2 separate regions of the Mus musculus genome follow, and region 1 is linked to region 2. The links are chromatin loops, found by intact Hi-C in ENCODE. Cell type or tissue: gastrocnemius. All regions are shown on one strand. Each heading gives the region's core, and the rest is flanking DNA. Links, peaks and the distances in the headings are about the cores only.

The links. Hi-C counts contacts between places; a loop is a spot of excess contacts. Peaks named below come from ENCODE experiments on the same cell type or tissue, not always from the same donor. Only the 100,000 strongest peaks of a DNase experiment are listed, where the experiment ranks them.
Region 1: it touches region 2 in a loop (2.1-fold over the local background); 4 of 42 quality-filtered maps call a loop at or near these places.

The regions. Positions count from the first base shown.
Region 1 is chr14:76,162,547-76,167,920 of GRCm38, forward strand. Gm36534 (a long non-coding RNA gene) reads left to right here and starts at 2,024. Exons shown (of 3, transcript XR_874833.2): 1 at 2,024-2,121. In gastrocnemius, for the core only: no CTCF peak of the experiment used is centred there; a DNase peak (open chromatin) is centred at 2,690; H3K4me3 peaks cover 705 bases.
Region 2 is chr14:76,236,113-76,241,486 of GRCm38, forward strand. All of the region lies in intron 1 of Gm36583 (a long non-coding RNA gene), which reads right to left. It also overlaps the pseudogene Rps2-ps6. Among named protein-coding and RNA genes, the nearest start is that of Gm36583, 6.3 kb to the right of the region's middle. In gastrocnemius, for the core only: no CTCF peak of the experiment used is centred there; a DNase peak (open chromatin) is centred at 2,580.

The DNA of each region.
Region 1 (5,374 bases), core at 193-5,192, 73 kb before region 2:
CCAGAGCCCGATTCCTGCCTCTTCCCTCCTTGCACCCAGGTTCTGCTTGACTTCACACTGTTTCCTGTACTTGGCCATGGCTCAGTTTTCCAGTGTCTAGAATACTCTTGTACCTTCTCCCTCTGTAGCATATCCATCCTAAGATAACCATTATCTCTTTCCTGGTGCTTCCTTCACCCTGCAGTCAAAGGCCAGATCCTCTGATGCTTTTAGAGTCTCCGGTACCTCTCTTCTGGTGCTCATCTCTTCTGAGCCTAGGTTTGAAATCAAAGGTCATGTCCTAATAACCAGGTACTAAGCAGTGGGGGAGGAAGACAGGGGTTTTTTGTTTGTTTGTTTTTGTTTTTTTATTCACAGTTCCAGGTTAGAGAAAGCCAGGGGACTAGCTTGATCATTAGTTTACATAAATAAACTGAGGGTAAGAAAGGGTGTGGCTAGTCTTGGGAACAACCAGAGACAGCCAGTCCTCCCTCTCAGAGAGTCCTTCACCCACTATGGACCAGTTTCTAACAGCAAGAACTCCGAGCATCATTGTCTCAGGACTCACAGGCTTCCTTCCCAGGAGGTTTTATTTTTCTCAGTTTTTGTTAAGAAAAAACTGTCTGGGGGAGTAGACGATCTCACTGGGCCCTGTACCTTTCCTATGTTGTTTCATGCTAGATATTGTGATTGGCAGTTCCCATCAAAACCCATGGTGCGTGTGGGGGAAACAGGAATTAATGTAAGCCAGAGAAAGTATATAGTGGTGATTTAAAGACACACAAACACACACCTTTGAATTAAGAACGGATTTCATGGGTATGACTTATATCACAATAAAAATAATTTGGGAAAAATAAGCTGGAGATAATTTGTGCAGGGAAAGATGTACATTTGTATATTCTTTACATTTGGGTGAGTCATTTAGTCAGCCAACACTGCAGTGAAGGTATCACATGCTGGTACCGATCTGAAGTGACACCAGTGGGAAACTGCAGGGACAGAGGTGGAAGAAACCCCTGGAGCAGTATTGTGGGGACAGTTCCAGGCCCAGGATGACATCCCCTGAGCACCAGCATTCTTGCATCTGCTGGCCTGCCTGCTATGGTCAGCCCAAGTCACCCTTTGTGGGAAGACGAGAGATTGTGTTTGTTTTGTTTTTCAAGACAGGGTTTCTCTGTGTAACAGAGTCCTGGAACTCACTCTAGATCAGGCTGGCCTGGAACTCACCATGTATATACCAGGCTGGCCTCGGTCTCACAAAGGTGATCTGCCTGCCTCTGCCTCCTGAAGTCTGGGATCACAGGGGGTTTGGGGTGGGGTGCCAACACCCCCAGCATCAATTGCTGTTTTAAGAGGATCATAGAACCACCTCCCAGTTTGCTGATGTTTCAGGATCTACTGGAAGCTGTACTATTTTAGGGAGTAAATGCATTTGTGTGTAGCTGTATGCACATTGAAGGCCCTGTCTTGGGATCCTAGGACAACTTGCAGGAGTCGGTGCTCACGTGAGTCCTAGGGATTGATCTCAGATCATCAAACTTGGTGGCAAGCACCTTTACCCACTGAGCCATCTCACTGGCCCCTAGATTTCTTTCTTTTTCTCTTTCTTTCTTCTTTCCTTTCTTCCTTCCTTCCTTCTTTCCTTCCTTCTTTTTTGTTTGTTTGGTTGTTTTGTTTTGTTTTTTCGAGACAGGGTTTCTCTGTGTAGCCCTGGCTGTCCTGAAACTCACTCTGTAGACCAGGCTGGCCTCAAACTCAGAAATCCACCTGCCTCTGCCTCCCAAGCTGGAATTAAAGGTGTGCGCCACCACTGCCCGGCAGGCCTTAGATTTCTTCAGGGACACAAACTCGGAGGAGAGAGGATTGCTAAAAGAGAAGCAAGTGCTCAGAACAATAGCCCAGTGGAGGCCTTGGACACGCCCACTCCGTGGCCACTCCCTAGGCATTTTAAGGGGATGTCTCTGAAGGGAGTGAGAAGGGAAAGAATCACAGATTTTCAAAAACCCCCCCGCCCCCCCGCCCCCCCGAGGCAGTTGCCGTGAGTCCTGTGCCCGGCTTTTTCACAGTGACATCCTCTGAGTCTTACTGTGGAGACAGTGGTGGCGAACTTGTAGGAACTTCTGATCCCTCGGAGCACAGGTCAGTGTGAAGGGACACTTTCACTAGAGGCACAAAAGCAGAGTCCCAGAGCTGGAACGCTGTTGCAAGTGGCAAATGCCCAGCTCTTGTCGGAATTTTGCAGCATTGGGCAGCACACCTGAGGACCCTGCCTTGTCATCAGCGGGCTTACCTGTTCTGCTAGTCTCCCCCAGCCAGTCCTGAGGCACCACCTTTGCCCTGGAGTCCCCTTGTGCTTTAGCTTAGCAAGTCTACCTGGCAAAGAGAATGGGCCCACACTCACTCCTGTCTGGCTTCTGTGGGCCTCTCGCCTCGGTGCTGTTTGTCAGTCTGAGGTCTAAGAAGGGGAGGTGGGAGCATAGAACCGGACAGTAGACGGTGAACGCATCAAACGCATCGGCTCATTCCTGCCCGTGTAGGATAGCAAACCAGACAGTGATAAGAAGCAGGGGTAATTTTCCATTAACATCCTGATTGAGGTTAATAGATTCAAGGGAGGCAGAGGGAGCAGCGCGGGGTGGGAGGTGCAGGAGGGATAATCAGAATTTGGCAACAGCTGGGCGGCGGGGTGTGAGGGAAGGCATGGTTGTTGACAGCCCCAAAATGATACGCATCCCCAGAGAGGCGGAGAAGTGGGACGGAGAGGATGAGCTCTGCTCTCTCTGACACATCCGAGGCAGGCGCTGCTGGGCTGTGTAAATGGAACAAGCTAGAGAACAGGAAATACAGGCTGGGACACCTATGAAAGCCGACACCTACTGGCGTCCTAATTGCCAGGCGCTTCGGAAGCTGGGGGTGGGGGGGGGGGGTATTTCTAACTGAACAGAGAAGGCTGTTTGAGCCGTGGGCGGTGGTGGGCAGAGGCGGGCAGAATCTGCGCAGTGGCAAGTGTGAAGTTCAGAGTCGGATCTGGCCTACAGGAGCAGACGCAACCTCTTGTCCATGGGGTCTTGTACGTGGAGGCTTGCAGTGACAGACACCTAAGAGGGCACTTAATGGACACGCAGAGCTAGGATAGCCTCCGGTTCCGTCACACCGCTATAGATTTAACCTTTATTGTGGCTGTGTAGAGGCAGGAGAGGATCCTGAGGAAGGTGTGAGTTTGTTATAATTTGTGCGAAACTGTCATGAGCCACCAGGGCTTCTGGGCTGCTTGGGGTTTTTTGTTTTTTGTTTTTTCTGTTTTTGTTTTGTTTTGTTTTGTTTTGTTTTTGGATGTGGAGAAAGATGAACACTCCTCCATTGCTGGTGGGATTGCAAGCTGGTACAACCACTCTGGAAATCAGTCTGGCGGTTCCTCAAAAAATTGGCCCTAGTACTACCTGAGGACCCAGCTATACCACTCCTGGACATATATCCAGAAGATGCTCCAACATGTAATAAGGACACATGCTCCACTATGTTCATATAATAATAGCCAGAAGCTGGAAACAACCCAGATGTCCCTCAACAGGGAAATGGAGATATATATATGGTATATTTACACAATGGAGTACTACTCAGCTATTAAAAAGAATGAATTTATGAAATTCTTAGGCAAATGGATGGAACTAGAAAATATCCTGAGTGAGGTAACCCAATCACAAAAGAACACACGTAGTATGCACTCACTGATAAGTGGACATTAGCCTAAAAGTTTGGGATACCCAAGATACAACTCACAGACCATATGAAGCTCAAGAAGAAGGAAGACCAAAGTGTGGATGCTTCAGTGCTTCTTAGAAGGGGAAACAAAATACAGGAGGAAATATGGAGACTGAAGGAAAGGCCATCCAGAGACTGCCCAACCTGGGGATCCATCCCACATACAGTCGCCAAACCTGGACGCTATTGCGGATGCCTGGAAGTGCTTGCTGAAGTCTGATATGGCTGTCTCCTGAGAGGTTCTTCCAGAGCCTCACAAATACAGAGGAGGAGTTCACAGCCAACCATTTGACTGAGTGCAGGGTCCCCAATGGAGGAGTTGGGGAAGGGACTGAAGGAGCTGAGGGTGTTTGCAGCCCCATGGAGGGAGCAACAGTGTCAACAGGCCAGATCCCCCGGAGCTCCTGGGGACTGGACCACCAACCAAAGAGTACACATGGAGGGACCCATGGTTCTAGCCACATAAGCAACAGAGGATGGCTTTGTTGGACATCAGTGGGAGGAGTGGCCCTTGGGCCTGAGAGTGTTCAATGTCTCAGTGTAGGGAAATGCCAGGGTAGGAAGGTGGGAGTGGGTGGGTGGGTTGGGGAGAACCCTCATAGAGTCAGGATGAGGGGGGTGGAATAGGTGGTGTCCAGAGGGGGACCTGGAAAGGAGATAACATTTGAAATGTAAATAAAGAAAATATCCAATAAAGGGAAAAATAATTTGTGTGAAACTGTCATGAGCCACTAGGACCTCTGGGCTGCTTGGTTTTGTTTTGTTTGTTTTGAACAGGCCTTGGGCAATAAAGACACCACATTTTCCAGTCCATTCTATCTTGCTATACTATACCTTTGACTCACTAAAGCCCCGGTGATAGTTTTCTAAGCCAGGCGCTTTGATGCTGGGACACAGACCCTTGCATATTCATTATTTCACCTTCGCTGAACATATTGTACCCGCCAAGAGCCGTCACATATGTCTCACTGCACCTACATCTCGAATTCTACTTCTATGTCTAGAATTGACATCTTCGATACACAAGTATCCAGGGGCAAAGATACAGCTTTGCAAAGGAACACTATGGCCTTTCTAGCTACTATAAGAAAATATTGACAAATAGGACTTAAGGAAGGAGAAGGTTCCTCCAGCCCTCTGCTCCAGGGTGTAGTCCAGTGGGTCCCAACCTTCCCAACACTGTGATCCATTAATACAGTTCTTCAAGTTGTGGCGACCCCCAACCACAAAATTATTTTGCTGCTACTTTTTTTTTTTTAAAGAGTAATTTATTTTATGTATGTGAGTACATTGTCACTATCTTCAGACATACCAGAAGAGGGCATCAGATCTCATTACAGATGGTTGTGAGCCACCATGTGGTAGCTGGGAATTGAACTCAGGATCTCTGGAAGAGCAGACAATACTCTTAACCACTGAGTCATCTCTCCAGCCCATTTTGCTGTTACTTTCTTGTTGTAATTTTTGCTACTGTTATGGATTGTAATGTAAATATCTCACATGCAGGTTATCTTATGTGCCAACCCCAAGGGGGTTTCCACCCACAGGTTGAGAACTTCTGGTGTAGCTCGTCGCAGTTAGGAGGAGAGAGAGATGAGCACAGGCGACCTCTCTTTCGCCTGTCAACCTA
Region 2 (5,374 bases), core at 49-5,048:
AACAGCCTCCTGGAATGACTTTGAAGGATCCAAATCTTAGAGAGCTCCTGCAGACAGAAGCTGGTGCCTCCTCTCCCCGCTCCCGGCTCCCCGCCCCCCACCCCCAACCCCTCCGACCCCTTTCTCTCTCTTAAGCCTAGACGGGCTTCTGAATTATTCGAGCCCAACCTGTGATCAGAGTCTGCGTGGAGTCACATGCCCTTTCATTGGAGGCTCAGTGACTCCATTTTCCTTGGAGTGCTGCTCAGGGGAGAAACACCAGCCCTTAAAAACATCTCTAGCAGATGGGGGTGGGGCACACCTTTAATCCCAGCACTCCAAAGGCAGAGGCAGGCGGATCTCTGAGCTCAAGGCCAGCCTGGTCTACAGGGCTACAGAGAAACCCTGACTCGGAAAAACAAAATGGCTACAGATAAGGTATGCCCAGCTAGGCACGGCTGGATTACCCTGAATGGAAAGCGTATGTAGTCTGCGGGTGCTTAAGAAAAGGAACAGGGTTTTTTTTTTTTTGTTTGTTTGTTTGTTTGTTTGTTTTCAGCAGACTTAATTCTTTTATTTTTCTCATATAAAAACCCTTATGTGGTAGCCACAGCTGGAGCCTGGGTCCTCTGAACAGAGACTCTGGTGTGGGTTTTCACAAGATGATCCGTGAATTCCTGATAAGGAGACTTGGTGAAGACAGTCTCTTTCCAGAGGTCGGGGGTCAGGTAGCTGTAAGTCTTGGAGATGGCATCAAAGGTGGCCTTAGCAAAGTTGCCCAGGGTGGCAGTGCAGCCTCTGGCTGAAGTGTAGCAGTCATCTATACCGGCCATCATCAGGAGCTTCTTGGGCACAGGAGCAGAGACAATGCCAGTGCCTCTGGGGACAGGGATGAGACGCACCAGCACAGAGCCACAGCGGCCTGTCACCTTGCATGGAACAGTGTGGGGCTTGCCAATCTTGTTCCCCCAGTAGCCTCTCCGCACAGGGACGATGGAAAGCTTGGCCAAGATGATGGCCCCTCGGATGGCAGTGGCAACCTCCTTGGAGCACTTAACACCAAGACCAACGTGACCATTGTAGTCCCCAATAGCGACCAAAGCCTTGAACCTGGTCCGCTGGCCAGCCCGAGTCTGCTTCTGCACTGGCATGATTTTCAGAACCTCATCCTTTAGGGATGCACCCAGGAAGAAGTCAATGATCTCAGACTCCTTAATGGGCAGGGAGAACAGGTAGATCTCCTCCAAGGACTTGATCTTCATGTCCTTAACCAGGCGGCCCAGCTTGGTGACGGGGATCCACTCCTTGTCTTCAGCTTTACCTCCACGAGCCCCGCGGCCTCGACCACGGCCCCTAAGACCGCTGCCGAATCCTCCGCGGAAGCCGCCGCGGCCTCCTAATCCTGGGCCCCCGGGTCCTCCGGGCCCTCCCGCTGCACCGGCGTCATCCGCCATTTGGTGTTTTCCCGAAGAAGAAGAAGAGGAACAGGGTTTTGAAGACAAAATTCGCTCTGGCTTGAATTTGAAAGCGGCATGTGAGAACTCAGGGCAGCTAAAGATCAAGCAAGCTTCAACTTCTATCTGACCCTGTACCACTCCTTAGGGTGGGCTGTGGCTTCTCTTTTATTAAAATACAGTTCATGCACCATAGAAGCCACCTATTGAAAATGTGGCCATCGGAGGTTTTAGTATATTCTCAGCTATTTGACCATCATGACAATGAATCTTTCTCTTCCTCTCCCTCCCCCTCTTTTCCTTTCCTCTTCCTCCCTCCTCTCCCCCCCTTCCTCCCTCTTCCTGTTTTTCCTCCCCTTCCCTGCTTCTTCTCTCCCCTCCCTTCCCTTCCTCCTCCCTCTCTTTTCCTGTTTTTCCTCCCCCTCCCCCTTCCCTCCCCTCCCTTCTCCTTTCCTTTTTGTGGTACTGAGGTTGAACCCAGCCCCCCTCACCACCACCCCCCCCCCAGTTAGTGCTAACCACTGATCTACACTCCCAGCTCAAAAAGCTGAATCTTTTCAGCATCCCAAAGAGCCTCACAGGCACTGAGAGTCACTCTCTGCTTCCCCAGACTTCAGGACATTTGTTGTCAGTGGACTCTTAAGTCACATGGTCTTTCCTTAACATAAAGCTTTCAAAACTATCCATGAGAGTGCACATAGCTGTGGTTTGTGGGGTGTCGCTGTATGGCCTAGTGATATTGTACTGCATAGACGCATCACACTTCATTTAGTTCATATGTCAGTTCATGTGTTAATTCTCTGAACCCTGGAGGCAAAATTGATAAAGTCTCAGAAGAAGGGAGAGCCAGTCCCCTCCTTTTCAACTTCATCACCTTCCTCCTCCATGTTTCTTTGCTTTCTCCTCCATCTGCATATTCTGATTCCACGGGAATGGTGACCCAGAAGTCATTGTTGAAGCCATGGTGATGAATGGGACTGAGGGATGGAAGCTCGTGAGCTGATATCAGGCTCCTCCTGAGGTTGGGGACACAGGAAGCGGCTGTCATTCTCTGCCAGCAGAAAGGCTTTGGTCCAAGAGTTGGAGGATTCTCCTCCCTTGGGGTTCATGACAAGCTCAGGGGAGGCAGAAATGCCTGGAATCCCGAGGGACCCTTGATAGACAGGGGACTCGGAGAGGCTGCCAGTTTGGACTCCACATCTTAACCCGGAGGCCACGTCTATGACAGGGTTAAGGCAGATGGTGGGAAATTAAACCTGGTGTGGGGTTCATGGATCACTAGAAAAATGAGACTCTACGACATGTTCTGAGGACCAAATGCCTTCCAGCTTTGAGGCTTTTTAGATTGCCAACATCTTACCAAAGAAGGATGCCAGCCCTGAAATTACATGGCTGAGATTAGCCAGGGAATTCATTCATTCATTCATTCATCAAACAATTATTGAGTACCTACATGTGTCAGGAAGAACTCTAGATCCTAGACACTAAATAATAAACATCATCAGTTACAAATCCCTAGTCTTGGAGGCAGGGGAAGCTTGTAGTGAGTAGAGTATATTGAAAGTGATGAGAGCTTTGGAAAAAAAATACATTCAAATGAGGTCGGAGATGGTGTCAGAATTCCAAATGGGATTCTCAAGCAGGGCAAAGTAAAGCCAAGGCTTAAGGTAGTGAGCTGAATCAGTCAGAGTCCTCTAGAGGAACACAAGATGAATATACAGTGCAAAAGTGGTTTTTAGATTGGTTAATACAATGTGGGCTAGGCAGTCTACTGCTGCTTAATCATGGCCTGCATGCCACAGTCTCAATCTGGTGCTGAGTGCCTGGTGGGTTCAAGTCGAGCTGATGGTCTTTCTTTAGTCTACATTGAAGGCTATAGAAGCTAGGTTCTGACACCAGGGAAGGGCGGCGGCGGCGGCAGCAGCAGCAGCAGCAGCAGCAGCAGCGTGCGATAAGGCAGATGCATTCACTAGCAAGGAATGCAGGAGAGCAGGCAAAAGCAACAGAACTTTAAACCCCACAGACTTCTTTATACTCTGTGAATCTTCCAGTGAGTGCTGCCCACTCTAGGGAAGATCTTCTTTCCTTGGTTAACCCTTCCTGGAAATGTACTCTCAAGCCCACTCAGAGCCATGTCTCCTAGTTGACAGCCAAGATTAACTATCACATAGGCCATGTTCATATCCGCAGGGTACCTACTGAGGCAGAGACAGGGAACTGAGAACATTCCTGGCACAGTCAAGAGACAAAGGGGGCCAGTACAGCAGAAAGAGCAGAAGATCAGGAAGAAGTGAGGCAACAGAGCAGAAACCCATTTCCACCCCAGCCTTGCTTTTATCATTCGAACAGTGGCGACGTTTCAGCAGAGAACCATCGTATGATTGGTGTGATTTATTTAAAAAAAAAATTAGACTGTGGCTGTCATTCTGGGAACAGAGGGCTGGGAGGAGAGGCAGTGGGAGAGGGAGCACTGAGAAGGTGACAGCTGCAATCTGAACCTGGCTCAGAGGAGGAGCCAAGGAGCACAGAGAGCATGGGCGGGATCAGATCTGCCCGTGCTTCTTGGGAAAGCAGAGCTCTGTGGAGGGGCTGCATGTGAGCGGTGACTTAGCATGAAGTCAGTCTGTCACTCAGTTCTGATGATCTTCAGGCTTGCTAAGAAAATGAAGGCCTCTTCCCAAACTCCCCAGACCATGCGATGTCTCCATTTTCAGTACTATTGGACTGTTTAGAGATATCATGTTCCAAGTGCCTCTGAGAAGAAACAGCCTGTCTCCTATCCTCCAGGGACAGTGTGACAGTCTGAGAACACGTGATATACCAGTGCCCCAGGTATGGATTTATCAGCTTGTTCCCAATGATTGGAGTTTCCCGAGCGTGAAGAAAAGAGTGACGAGACAGTCTGAGCGTTAGTTTCATCCCGGGGAAGCCAACAGTGGTGTTTCAAGCATCCCTACTGAGAATGCATAGAACTACAAACTGAACAAGCCTCTGACCAACAAACAGTAAAGATCTGAAGTTCTTGGGGTTTTAGCCTGTGAGGAATGGAATCCTGAGGGACTCTCCCTATGAAGGCCAAAACCCAAAGTCCTAGTCCAGGGCCGTAGGATACCCAGGATAGACCCTGAGCAGAACCACCCTGTAGGCCTCAGTCAGGTCCCTGACCCACAGTACTGTGCAGTGATAAACACATGCTACTTGGGTCCCTAAAGCTTCTTGGGAATGTCTTCTACAAAGATCTCCAGAACAGCTCTGCCTGAGTATGCTGGAGGCCGGCTTCTCAGAATGAGGGCATTCTCTGCCCAAGGGTCGGGCACACGAGCAGCAAACTCTGAGGTGCCACAGAGTTCACAATCCCAAGAGTCCTCCTGGGCTACTGAGTCATGCACTGTGGATAAACATTCAAGCAAGTCCTAAGTAAAGGCCAAACCTTCGGTGTGTCCTCCACAGTCCTCCTGAGCGAGCGCCCACAGAACCCCAGCTGTCACCCAGAAGAGCAACCAGATTGTTTTTATTGGTTTTCCCCCCTTTCTCTGTGTACTGTTTTATAGTTGTTGTCCACCTTTTACCGTTAAGTTCTTTGTTTTATTGTTATCAACAGGCTAAAGGCTAGTGTTGATATAGCCTCAAAAAATCCACCCAGATAACTACCCAAACAATTCCTATTCCAGAAAGTCCACAGGGGGCTATGTGTTGTTTTGGGCACCAACTCACAAATCAGAGGTTCCCAACCTGTGGGTCATGGCCCTGTGGGCAAACTTCTAACTCCAAAAATATTTACAATTACAACTCATAACAGTAGCAAAACCTATAGCTATGAAGTAGCAATGAAAATACTTTTATGGTTGGGGATCACCACAGCATGAGAAACTGTGTTAAAGGATCGCTGTGTTAGGAAGGTTGAGAAGCGCTGTCATAAGTGGTTTTACTATAGTGTGGGG